Linked DNA regions of Homo sapiens: all the other regions are linked to region 3. A link is an interaction called in ENCODE POLR2A ChIA-PET data of the cell type or tissue named here. Cell type or tissue: MCF 10A. All regions are shown on one strand.

What was found. Peaks named below come from ENCODE experiments on the same cell type or tissue, not always from the same donor. Only the 100,000 strongest peaks of a DNase experiment are listed, where the experiment ranks them.
Region 1: POLR2A ChIA-PET joins it to region 3 with 22 read pairs; 3 of 35 experiments call an interaction of 5 or more read pairs at or near these places.
Region 2: POLR2A ChIA-PET joins it to region 3 with 19 read pairs; 3 of 35 experiments call an interaction of 5 or more read pairs at or near these places.

The regions. Positions count from the first base shown.
Region 1 is chr4:118,987,962-118,991,961 of GRCh38, reverse strand. The region is part of intron 1 of SYNPO2 (synaptopodin 2); the gene reads right to left. Among named protein-coding and RNA genes, the nearest start is that of SYNPO2-AS1, 5.2 kb to the right of the region's middle. In MCF 10A, no CTCF peak of the experiment used is centred here; a DNase peak (open chromatin) is centred at 2,481.
Region 2 is chr4:119,023,637-119,027,636 of GRCh38, reverse strand. SYNPO2 (synaptopodin 2) reads right to left here. Exons shown (of 5, transcript NM_133477.3): 3 at 199-1,010. Among named protein-coding and RNA genes, the nearest start is that of SYNPO2-AS1, 41 kb to the right of the region's middle. In MCF 10A, a CTCF peak has its summit at 1,181; DNase peaks (open chromatin) are centred at 1,566 and 2,006.
Region 3 is chr4:119,101,664-119,105,663 of GRCh38, reverse strand. All of the region lies in intron 2 of LOC102723967 (a long non-coding RNA gene), which reads right to left. Among named protein-coding and RNA genes, the nearest start is that of MYOZ2, 32 kb to the left of the region's middle. RefSeq lists an enhancer at 2,036-2,330. In MCF 10A, no CTCF peak of the experiment used is centred here; DNase peaks (open chromatin) are centred at 2,183 and 2,823.

The DNA.
Region 1 (4,000 bases), 110 kb after region 3:
CCCTGAATCCTTTCCAGTCGAACTCCATTAAGCACTATCCTCTCCCCGTTTTATTCTATACTTTCACTTCCTCAGCCAAGCACTTCTCTGCTTCGGGGCATTTCTATGTACTGTTTCTGCTTACAATGCTCCTCCTCTCACCCTTTGCATTGCCTGCTGTTTCTTACCCATTGATTCTTTGATGATATGAGGCCAGAAGTCCTCCCAGCCCCTTTCCCTCTAAGTACAATTGTTAGAACTACAGGAGTCTCTACTTGGCTCTGCCCCAAGCACCATTCAGGCATCTCTGCAAAAGTCAGTGCCTAAGGAGCTTCAATAGGCAACATATACCTCTTTCTTCTTTCTCTTCTTCTCCCCCACCCCTGCTCTGTCTCCCAAAGTCTAATCACTTCAATCTTAGACTTTGATAGAAGGCTCAACTTTGATGGAAACTTCTCTTGAAGAGCATTCCACTGGTAGTTATAATGAGCAGTAGGTCATGCAGTTCCTTTCCTTAATTAAAAAAACAAAAACAGGCCGGGTGCGGTGGCTCATGCCTGTAATCCCAACACTTTGGGAGGCTGAGGCGGGTGGATCACCTGAGGTCAGGAGTTCAAGACCAGCCTGTCCAACATGGCGAAACCCTGTCTCTACTAAAAATACAAAAATTAGCCAGGTGCGGTGGTGCGTGCCTGTAATCGCAGCTACTCAGGAGGCTGAGGCAGGAGAATTGCTTGAACCTGGGAAGCAGAGGTTGCAGTGAGTCAAGATGGCCCCACTACACTCCAGCCTGGGTGACAGAGCAAGACTCCGTCTCAAAAAATAATAAAAAATAAATAAAAAGTGGTCACGCACTAAAAAGAGTCATTTAATTAGGCCAGAACTAGGCCCGGGAAGTTGAATTTAAAGTCCTGGAACTGATGGTATTAGCTGCACAATTTTATGTTTAAACCCAAAGGAGTTGACTTGGAAGGGCCTGTTGGCCCAGTTCAGGCTGCATGTGGAGCTGCTTTCACCTGGTGCTCTTGCCGGAAGCCCCTGAATGCATTTGAGGGTTACAATTATCCAGCTTAGGCCGGGCATGGTGGCTCACACCTGTAATCCCAGCACTTTGGGAGGCCGAGGCGGGCAGATAACTTGAGGTCAGGAAAACAGAGACCAGCCTGGGCAACATGGTAAAACCCCATCTCTACTAAGAATACAAAAATTAGTGGGGTATGGTGGCACGCACCTGTAGTCCCAGCTACTCAGGAGGCTGAGGCACGAGCATCGCTTGAACCCGGGAGGCAGAGATTGCAGTTAGCTGAGATTGCGCCACTGCACTCCTGCCTGGGCGACCGAGCGAGATTCTGTCTCAAAAACAAACAAACAAACAAAAACCAATTATCCAGCTTAGCCTCCCTGCTCAGAATTGCTGGGTCTATTTGTTTGGTCTGGTCTGTCACTCTGTCTGGAAGGTAAGATCCATGAGAACAAGGACCATGTCTGTTTTGTTCACCATCTTATCCCCAGCATCTGGCACAATATTTGGTGTATAATAGTGCTCTGTAAACATCTGCGGAATAAATAATTCAATAAGGGACTTATTGATTCTTCAGGGTCAAGCAAAGATGTATTTCCTGGGAGAAGTCTCTCCTCCTTTTCTCAGGCAGCCATTGCTCTTGCCTCTGAGCAACCACAGCACTGCACGTTTCTTTGTGAGAGAAAGGAATAGAACATTTCCTGAGGGTCCATCCTGTGCACCATGTGAGCTGTCAGTTCTATGTGTTTCTCCCTTCATTCTTTCAATAATCCAATATGATAGGTATTATTACCCATACTTGCAGAGGAGAAAACAGGCTAAAAAAAAATCCAAGTCATACAGCCAATAATAGATCACAAAACCTGTATGCAAAGCCAGCCCCATTTCCGTCTTCTCATTAAATCACTCTGCCATATGGGATTATGCTTGATGTTTTAATGTATCTGTTTACAAATATGTCTCACCTTTAGGGGCAGAGGCCATGTATATTCATCTCTGTATTCATGAAAGATTTAACATCTGAATTAGAGAGTACATGAATGAGTGAAGTGGATCGGTCTACTGATGGACGGGGGTCTTTGCAGCCTCAGGGCTTACTCTCAGGGACTCTTGGTGTTGTCTCCTTGGAGAGCTTCTGTCTGTGTCCCTGCGTGAACACAAGTTAGGCCTCCTCCACCAAGTCCCTAACTCTTAGTACATCCACTTATTTCTTCTGTCTGTGCCACAAGATTCCCAGTTACTGTGTGCATTTGGCTTATGTTTGCTTCACAGGATATTTCTATCATGATGAATCAATGATATTCCATGGAAGCATGACTATATGACACATTCCTTTATTACTCAGAACACAAACTGTTTTTTTACTTGCAGCTGAAGTCACTGCTAGCACTGACTGTCAGTCAATAAAACGAGTCCGTGACTCTGTCAGATTCTTTTGGGAAATCAAAAATAGCATGCTCTCTGTCTTCAGATGCCCTCAGGCTTGCTAGGGAGATATGATCACACATGAAACAATTAGAGAATGGTGCAAACAAGTTCAGAATCATATGCCAATTTGAGTCACAGTTTCAGGCTCTGACTCTCACTCAGTCTTAAGCTTGCCAAAGCCTTAGCTATTCCCAGTTACACTCCAGAAACCTCTTCACATGCTGTTTACTCCCCCAGAAGATGAACACCTCCTCTCAAGCTATGGGCACAACATCCCACAGGCATAATCATGAGCCAGGGCCTGATGCTTTCAAATGTATTCAGGGTCTTCTGGCAAGGGCAGCAGGCTAAAGCAGCTGAGTGCAGCCGGAACCAAGCTCAGATGCTTTCCCAAGTCAACTGCCCTGTGTTTAAACATTAAAGTATGCAGTTAAGATCCCTAGTTCCAGGCCTTTAAATTCAATTTCCAAAGCCTAGCTCTGGCCTAATTCAATGACTCTTGTTTTATGTGTGACCACCTTGTTCTTTTTTTGTTGTTTTAACTGAGGAAGGGAACTGTAAGACCTGCTTGGTCACCATAAGTACCAGTTGAGTGTTCTTCCAGAGAAGTTTTCATCAAAGTTGAGCCTTCTGTCAAGATGTGGAGACCCTCAAGTCTGAAGCGATTCGATGACTTTGGGGTGGGGGAAGGTGCATGTTTCCTGTGGAGGCTCCTTGGCCACCAACCTTCGCAGAGATGCCGGCACTGTGCTTGGGCAAAGCCAAGTGTGAGGCTCCTGTAGCTCTCACAGCTGTGCTTACAGAGAAAAGGGCACACAGGATGTCTGGACCTGAAACTCCTCATCATAATGTCAATTGAATTCCTCCCAAAATGAAAGCTGTGGCCATTTATTAATAAAAATAAAAGCCCACATTTTCACAAATGTTTTTCAGAATAACTCGTAGGTAAAGAAACTCCTTGGAGCTTTTCTAAAGGAAATGCTGGATGTACTTTCCAAAACTTCAGTTGGAAACTAAACAGAATCCAAATGTCCTGTCTTGTAGTTGAAAGCAAGTACCATTTTTAGAGTTAGGTTTTGCTCAACCTGCTGTATAAGGTTGTGTTAGGAACCTCTGCTTTTAGGGAAGTTTCCTGCTGTTCCCTGGGGCAGAACTGTTTCATTTCACATTTATTTGCTTCTCCATTAACACCTTTTTCCCATCCCCAGGAAAAAAAAAAAACACTAAATTATTGGTTTTCATAAAAACATGACAGTGTACAATATTAAAACCTAAAAACCAAACCAAAATAGAACAAATACAACAAGCTACACAGGTGTACATTCACATAAATTAATGTTAGAAGTACTGGCAAATAATAGTTTATGCAATATTTGCTCTAGCTATTCAAATAAACAGGACTAAAATAACTTTCCTGCTCATGAAATCAAGTGTGAAAATTGAGGCAGTACATGTGCAGATTAGCAAAAACATGTTGTTATGTTTGAATTTGAGCTCAAATTCTCCCAACCAATAGCTCTGTGGCTTTGGGAAAAATAATGATAATTTTAATATTTATTGAGAATTATTACC
Region 2 (4,000 bases), 78 kb after region 3:
AAGTTCGGACTTATTGCTTCCTATTTAGAAATTGGTATTCTCCACAATTTCACATTTGTGATTTTGTGCATTAATTAAATATTTCTTTAAGCCAATGAGAAACATAAGAAAAATCTTGCTGAAAAACTCATGCAAGCAAAGAAGCAGCAAAATGCCCCCAACTCCCAAGCCCCTTCTGAAAGCCCAGGCAGAACTTACGTGCATGCCGCGCTCGGTGCTTGTGAGGTCTGCTGTGATCTTTTTCCGAGCGTGGATCTTCTCCCTGCTCTGTGCCTTCTGATGAGACGGCAAAGGATACCAGAGAAGGAGGTGCTTCTGACTGCCCTCCTTCCACTGGAGAATCCACACACTCCTTTCCTGCCTGAAGCCTGCACCCTTCTGTCTTCTGCCTGTCAGAGCAGTCGAGGATCACTTCCACCCGGGGCAGTCCCGCATCTCCTGCTTCACTTTCCTGGATCACTCTCAACTCTCTGCCACTGGAGATCTGGATTATCTTGCTGGACCTCAGGAAAGGGTCTGCTTTCTCATTAGTAGGGATCGAATTTATGTGGACAATCCTGTCATGTGACAAGTTAGGGTCTGGGTCAGGAGACTTAGATTTTTCAGCTCCCGGGAGAGCCACTAAAGGGCCACTAGCGCCCTTATGTCTCTCCTGTGAAAGGGACAGTTGCAGCTCAACCACAGGCCCAGGCTGTACCGCTTCTACCTTCTCCCTTAAGATCAGCTCTTCTGCCACGCGTCCTCTTTGGGAGTCAGGCATTTGGGGAGCCCTTTGGTAGCTCGGGCCTGTTTCTTCTTTCAAGCTGCCTGCACAGTCGGGACCACTTCTTTGGTTCTCAGCTAGGGGAACTTCAGTCTTGACAGGGGCGAGGAAGAATTCTGTGCACTGGGTCTTTGTGGCCGGTCGAATCTGCAGGGTGGTACTTTCCACATAACCCCCATGTGTGAGATGCTCGAGGTTTTTGTTTTCATTTTCAGATATCAAAGCCTCACTTATTCCACTGGATGGTCTGCACACAGAAAAATCATTCCAGACACTTAAATCAGACTATGTTACATCTGCCAAAGAACTTCCTGACACTTTTGTGATGTCTAATATGTGATATAGTCAAAATATTTTCTTCTAAATGTCAGTTGCAACATATTTGAAAACAGAAGGTGGCAACATGTTCATATTATTACTTAAAGAGATACCAAATAAACTTTTTTAAAAGCACAAAGAAACTCTTACACAAGATTATGAAACCTGAATCCATCCTAAATTCAGCTTTTATTTTTAAAAAACTACATGGATCCCGTTTATCTGTAAGTACTTGGAATCTGGGTATCTCTTATAATGAGTTTGCTAGAATGTGACAAAGCATTTCAATGTCTTATTGACTAAGTTTTGGTCTAGACATTATGAAGTCACATAAACATATCCAGCACCTTCAGATCAATCTTAACTTACAGATAACTCAACTAGTCCTTTTAGAGGCTGTGCTTTCTTGAAAGGAATGAAATAGAAGCTGTTTTTTAAGCCCCAGTGAGCATGTGTTTCGTAATAAGTGGACCCAGCCCAGTACTCTTGCGTAAAGAGAAATCCTTTCCGTGCTGCAATGAATCATTAAGTCATGGAGTATTTATAATCTGAGATGTCTCCCTTTCTTCTATTTGGATCTGTTTCTTGGAGCATTTTCTTTTTAGGATATCTGAAGTCAAACTGTTCCTTTATCTCTCAGCTAAGGAGCCTAGAGCTGTACACCACAGCTCTTTGATTTTGATCTTCCCAGTTGTCTGTGCAAATTTGGGTTTCTGAGAAGAAGCAATGTCAGTTTAAGAGTTAAATAACTTCTTTCTGAAACTCTAATTTAAACTGTAAATGTTTTTAGAGGTATTATTCACAGAACAGCTGTAGGAAATGCCTTCATTTTTTATATTTGTATTTTTTTTAATTTTGGAAGCAGCATAATTATCTTTGCCCCTTTCCTCCTTCCTTAAAAGACAGTTATGACTCATGCAGGCACGTCAGCTGAAGGGCGTGAGCTTCTACTTGGATTCTACTCAAAGGAATTTACCTTAGAATTTATGTGGTAGTGCAATTTCCGACCAATGCTCAAAATACTTACTCCTACCTTTGCTTTCAACTGCATTTGGCAAAACAAAACTAAACAAAATGAAAACAAACTAACAGTTAAACAAAATGCACCTTTCTCTATACGCAAGTAATTGGAAAAGCTTCCCTGTAATACAGTATTTATACAACATTATAATATCGTATTAAAAAAGCATGATGTTAGCAAATTAGATCATTATTATGTAGAAAATGTTAAATACATTGTTAAACTGAATTTGAGGGTACCAAAAGGTCAGAGAGTTTTAATTTAGGAAGGCCTTGGGATGGAAGTAGATTAAATCACTTTGAATAACGTTAGCAATCAATTGTGAAGCTGAGAAGAGAATAGTTTCAATTCATGCCAGCCTTGTAGACCAATACAGACAAATGGCCAGATAAATATTAACATTTATCAGCAGCTGAAGTAAAATAAATAGACATGAGTAAATATCATAAAAGCATGAGCGAATAAAGCTTTATGCCTTAAAACATTCATTTCCCATCAGTCTACATAGGTATTCATCAAGTCCACAATTTATGTGTCACAATTATAGAATTTTTAAAATCTTATTTTAAGAACATTCAAGATAATAGAGATGGAATGTTAAAGGAGTTATTTTAAAATAGTCTTACTGAGCTATCTCTGGGCAATAGTTCAGGAAAAGTAAAAACACTTGTCCTCTACTGATAGATGACAGTGATATGAGTGACAGAAATATTTATTGCAGGAAACAATATTCAGATATTTAAAATAGTGGTAGTGGTGGTGATGATAATAATTGCTTTTGACTTGATTTTCAATTGAGATTCCACTTTGAATCCTACCAATTAGTTACTTACTTTGTAATTTTTTTTATTTTATAAATTTAATTATGTATTAGTAAATTATGTATTTTATAAACTTATTTTCTCTTCATAACATGAAGGAAGGATTCTAAGGCCTTAAACACTGAGTTTGATGGGTAAATATTTAGATTATAAGAATAATGCTAGATTTCCATTGTTGTCTCAAGATTTTGGCCATAGTGAGTTCATTTTCATCCCGGAACAGAATCATACTGAATGATTAGCAGAGGGGTAACTGTGCGTAGTGTTTCTGCAGAGTTGAGGAAAAACCTGGAGGACCTTGAGGTTCATCTTGAGATGTCCTCTGACATCTTCCTAAAAGCTGCTCTCCAGGAAGCCAAAGCTTTCCTTTCTGGATTCATTATCATGCAATAGCCAGAGCTTCCGTTGCAAAATCAGTATGGATTGTACTGTGATTTGTACACCATAAAAATGTCAATGCTGTAGTTTTCCTTGTTATTGTCCTCATTGTTTTCTTTTGTTTTTTACATTTAAAGGTTTCTTTTATATTGTTAAACAACTATGTGGGGATGGTGGTATTTGAAGAGATTGAATTCCCAAATGACCTGTGTTGGTCGTGCAAAAACCTTATTCTAATCATCTGCTTTTGTCCATCCTCAAATATTGGTTTTACTGGAGAAATCCGGCTGCTTGTAAGTTTTTGTTGTTGTTTCTCTTTTCTGTCTCTTAAGCATCCTTTTAATGAAAAATTGTACAGTTTAATGGTCTAATATTTAAACATTTTTAATTCATCTGTGCATCTGATAATTACAATTGAGTGATTCTGATCCATCACAAAATCTTGACCTATCAAAGAAATATTAAGTTATGCTCAATATACTGAGCTTTCTAAGGAAGGAGCCTAAAATACCTAAGATTTTCAACAAAGTGCTTGAAACAAGCATTTTCAACTTAATTCTCAATTAACCAGAAAGTTTGGTTGACTAGAATTGACTATTTTTCAAACACAGTGGTGTTTCTGTTTAACTATACCTAACCTTCTACAAAGCACCCCTAATTTCTCCATAAATGACAAGTTATATATGTAGTAAAAGCTAT
Region 3 (4,000 bases):
CTAAATAACAGTATTTAAGAGTAGATTTCCACTGCGAAAGTATTTGTGTGTTTATATACGTGCAATGTGTATATTATATGTAATTTAATATAAACTTTGTCTTTAATAAGTTGTGAGGCTTTTTGCATAGAAATAAGACACTGAATTAAATGACTTTCTTCAAGCTGGGTAATTCTGATTATCTTCTTCATAACAACTTTGTAATTGATAAGTTTTTAACTCTATTCAAATTGAAAGTGAAGAAATTCATTTATAAGAGGTTATATAATGCACTCAACAGTTGCATATCATTATCATATTATTAGGATATATAATTTATGACAAGCAATATTTCTGCATAGTTATTCTTGGCCATTTGGCTATGGCCATTTTCATTGAACAAACTGGCAAAACAGCAATAAAAATAATGACAGCAACAAACACCCATTTGATGTAAATATTCAGTAAAGAATAGTAAAGACAAAACCAACCTGAGATCCGTAAATTCAGTTAAGAAAGTGACAAGGTTATAGTGAAGATATGTAAAAGGGCAAGTCAAATTCTGCTTGTGTGCTCACAGACCTGTAATGCTGTGTGACGGGATTCAGTGCCAAGCCAGTTTTAGCAGTCTTTCTTTTTTTCCTTACCATGTTCACAGCCTCGATCGCTACCAACAGAGGTAATACAAGGCAATAGAGGCAAGAGGCACAACCAATAAAAGGGTAGTAGGCCCTTGGTTGGGTTTTCAAGTTACATATCTGCTCTGGTTTATGGGCTTTCTATGAGTATATGCTATTTCTTTTTCTTTGCCAAGTCACCTGTTTCTCAAGTCTTGGCTTAGGACATGTGGTAGGCAGGGAAGCATGCCACTGGCTCACAGGGAACTGTGTTTGTTACCCTTGTTCTCTGTTATTTTTACTGTATAAAGCATAAAGAACCCTGCAATTATGATGCTTAATCATTTATACTCTAGGGCTGAGGAAGGGAAGGATTATTCCCTCTGTTTTTTTATTACTATTTTTCCTATGGTCTTTCTACTTTGCTAAACAGTTAGATTTCAAGATACTACTTAACAAAGCAATGATCTACATGTTGATGTCTGACATGCAAATAATCCCCAAGAATAACTGGAAGTTTTAAGTAATATTTGAAATATTAAATTACTTAAATATCTGAAATAACACAGAGATAAGAAATAGAATTTGTTGTAGAAGTCACATTGGTCACCAAAGAGAAGCAAAACATTGTGTGTAATGTCTGCTCTAAACCTGGTGGATGATTTTGAAGAATTTGAGAAATTACTTCTTTCTAAAGAAGAACTTAATAAAGGCTCTGAATAGCTGAAAACTAAATGAATAAAATTAAACTACTGTATTACACAGGTCAACTTTTTCCTCACTTATAAAACCCAATTATTAATTATGCATCAGACTGCATTAATTGCTACATATATACCTTATGCATAACTTTTATATGTATATTTTTTCTTGCTTAATGTTCACAGCAATATGCATGGATCAGGCATTACTATCCACATTTTGCAAATGAAAAGTCTAAAACTTAGAGCAATTAAGAAGCTTTCCCTCAACCTAGAGCTAGTAAACAGACCCAAGATTTGAAGCTAGGTGTGTTGGCTAAATCTACATACCTAACCCCCATATTATAGTTTTTCCTTTGTGGGTTTTTTTGAAAAAAAAAAATTTAATCTGCATTTTATATTGTACAAAAGTGAACTGGCTAAAGCCTTCATTCTTTCTAATTACTATTTGCTTCTGAACTAAAGCTATAAACTTTTATTATATTTGGTGAGCATTTTTGAATTAAACTAGAAGATTAGGATACAAGTTCATGGACACACAGTATAAAACACTTTTTAAAAGACACTGGCACACTCGTTCTCACCTAGACAACAGATCATAGTTTGAAAATCTGTTTTTGTGAAAAAAGCTGAACCCTAGCTCTTGAATTAGCTATCCCAGTACCCATGTTGAAATAGCTCAAAAACATTCCTAGGAAAAATACTCCTAACTTAGTGGGAGTGGTTTTATAATAAAGGGTGAATTACTTTTGCTTTATGGATCATTCCTTTTTTTTTTTTTCCTTAGTCATCTGTTACTCTTAGCTGCTGGTAATGGAGAGGAAATGGTCTTACATCATTTTTCAAGCATGTTTAGTATTAGGTCATTGTTAGTGGATGGAAGGAAGTTGAATGCTTGGAATTTAAGTGACTTACTCAAGATTACAACAGTGAGTCATTTACTCAGCCAAAAAGAGAGCAAGGAACTTCCTGGATACAAGTGTGGTGTGCGCTGGCAGCTCCATCTGCCCCTTCTTTATTGATGCCTTTTCAAAACTATGGGCTTTTTGTGAAGGCCAGATGGGTTTGCCCTTGAGTGTGACCACCACTCTGCTCCGAGATACATCAACTTGAATGAGGATTTGTTTTGATGGTTGGCATATAAGCCTCAGAGTTTTATTTTGAGATGTTAAATCTAAAAGCGAAGATTACATGTTGATTGCTAATTTCTTTGAACAAATTTTGCCCTAAGAGTTTATTGTAAAAATTAACTGGGCATGGTGGTGGGCGCCTGTAATCCCAGCTACTCAGGAGGCTGAGGCAGGAGAATCGCTTGAACCTGGGAGGCGGAGGTTGCAGTGAGCCGAGATTGCGCCACTGCACTCCAGCCTGGGTGGCAGAGCCAGACTCCATCTCAAAAAACAAACAAAGTTTATTGTTCCTGAAGGACGAAGTCTTTGAACTTCAGGTAGTCATGAGTTGAGGTGTGGGTATAAGGAATGGGGACAATGTGCCCCACTGCCCTCTTGTTTTGAAACATAGCTTACAACCATTACCCATTCACTTGGTATAATGTAGTATTTCAGGATAGGCACGGTTAGTTCTGACTCACACAGGTATCACTGTTGTCTGGACATGAATGATTTCTAGAGTTCATTTCTCATGAAACATGTTTTTATTTGCAGGGCTTTAGAGCTTTGAAATTAATTCTACATTATACATTGATGATTCTTTTGTCAACTTTGTTTTTCTCTGTCTATTCCTAATTCTATCTACCATATAATTTCTGTATAGTAGTTGTTTCCATCACAATTTTTTTCTGTGAGCTGTGATTACATAAAATTAGCCTTGTTGACTTATACTTTGATATCTTTCTTGAGACAAGCCAGCGATGACCCCAGTTGGACTGGAACAACAGACCACTTTGTTGGTGTCTTTTAATACAGCCAATACTAATAGGAAGCTTTATCTTTCTTAAGTATCTTCTTTCGCTTCCCCTTCACAGAACCTTACAGGGGCCCCATGGATCAGCAATATTGCTTATTAAATATAATTTCAACTTTTAATAAGATTTTCTAAATTCTTCTGATCACTTCCTACTTTCCTTACATAATGACAGTCATTGCACATCAGAATACAGGCCCTCAGTCCAGCAATGTGATTTTCGTTCTTATGCTCAGGTCATATGATATTCGTCAAAGTGGTTGCTCCCTCTACTAGTCACTCTTGGAATGTACTCCCACCCCCACTCCAATGACATCTCTCACCTCCTCTAAAAATCATTTTCTGCTGTGGTGTTCTTATCTGCCCATGATAGTTATTATATTTATTGTCTTCAGAGAGTAGAAAACAGAAAAAGACCAAGAGGGTAACTGTAGTCAGTTTAATTCTGTCTCATCATCACTTCCCGTCAGCAATCCACATTCCCCCAACCATACATGACAACTTACTTGCATCTGTAACTTTATGTTTTGCCCTCTTTCCTATTACAAGAGGTGAATTGTCCATTTTTTTTTCTTTTTTTTGAGACAGGGTCTCACTCTGTCACCCAGGCAGGAATGAAATGGCACAATTACGGCTCACTGCAGCCACTATCTCCTGGGCTCAAGTGATCCTCCCACCTCAGCCTCCTAAGTAGCTGGGACTACAGGCATGTGCCACCATGCCTGGCTAATTTTTGTATTTTTTGTAGAGACAGAGTCTCCCTATGTTGCCCAGGCTGGT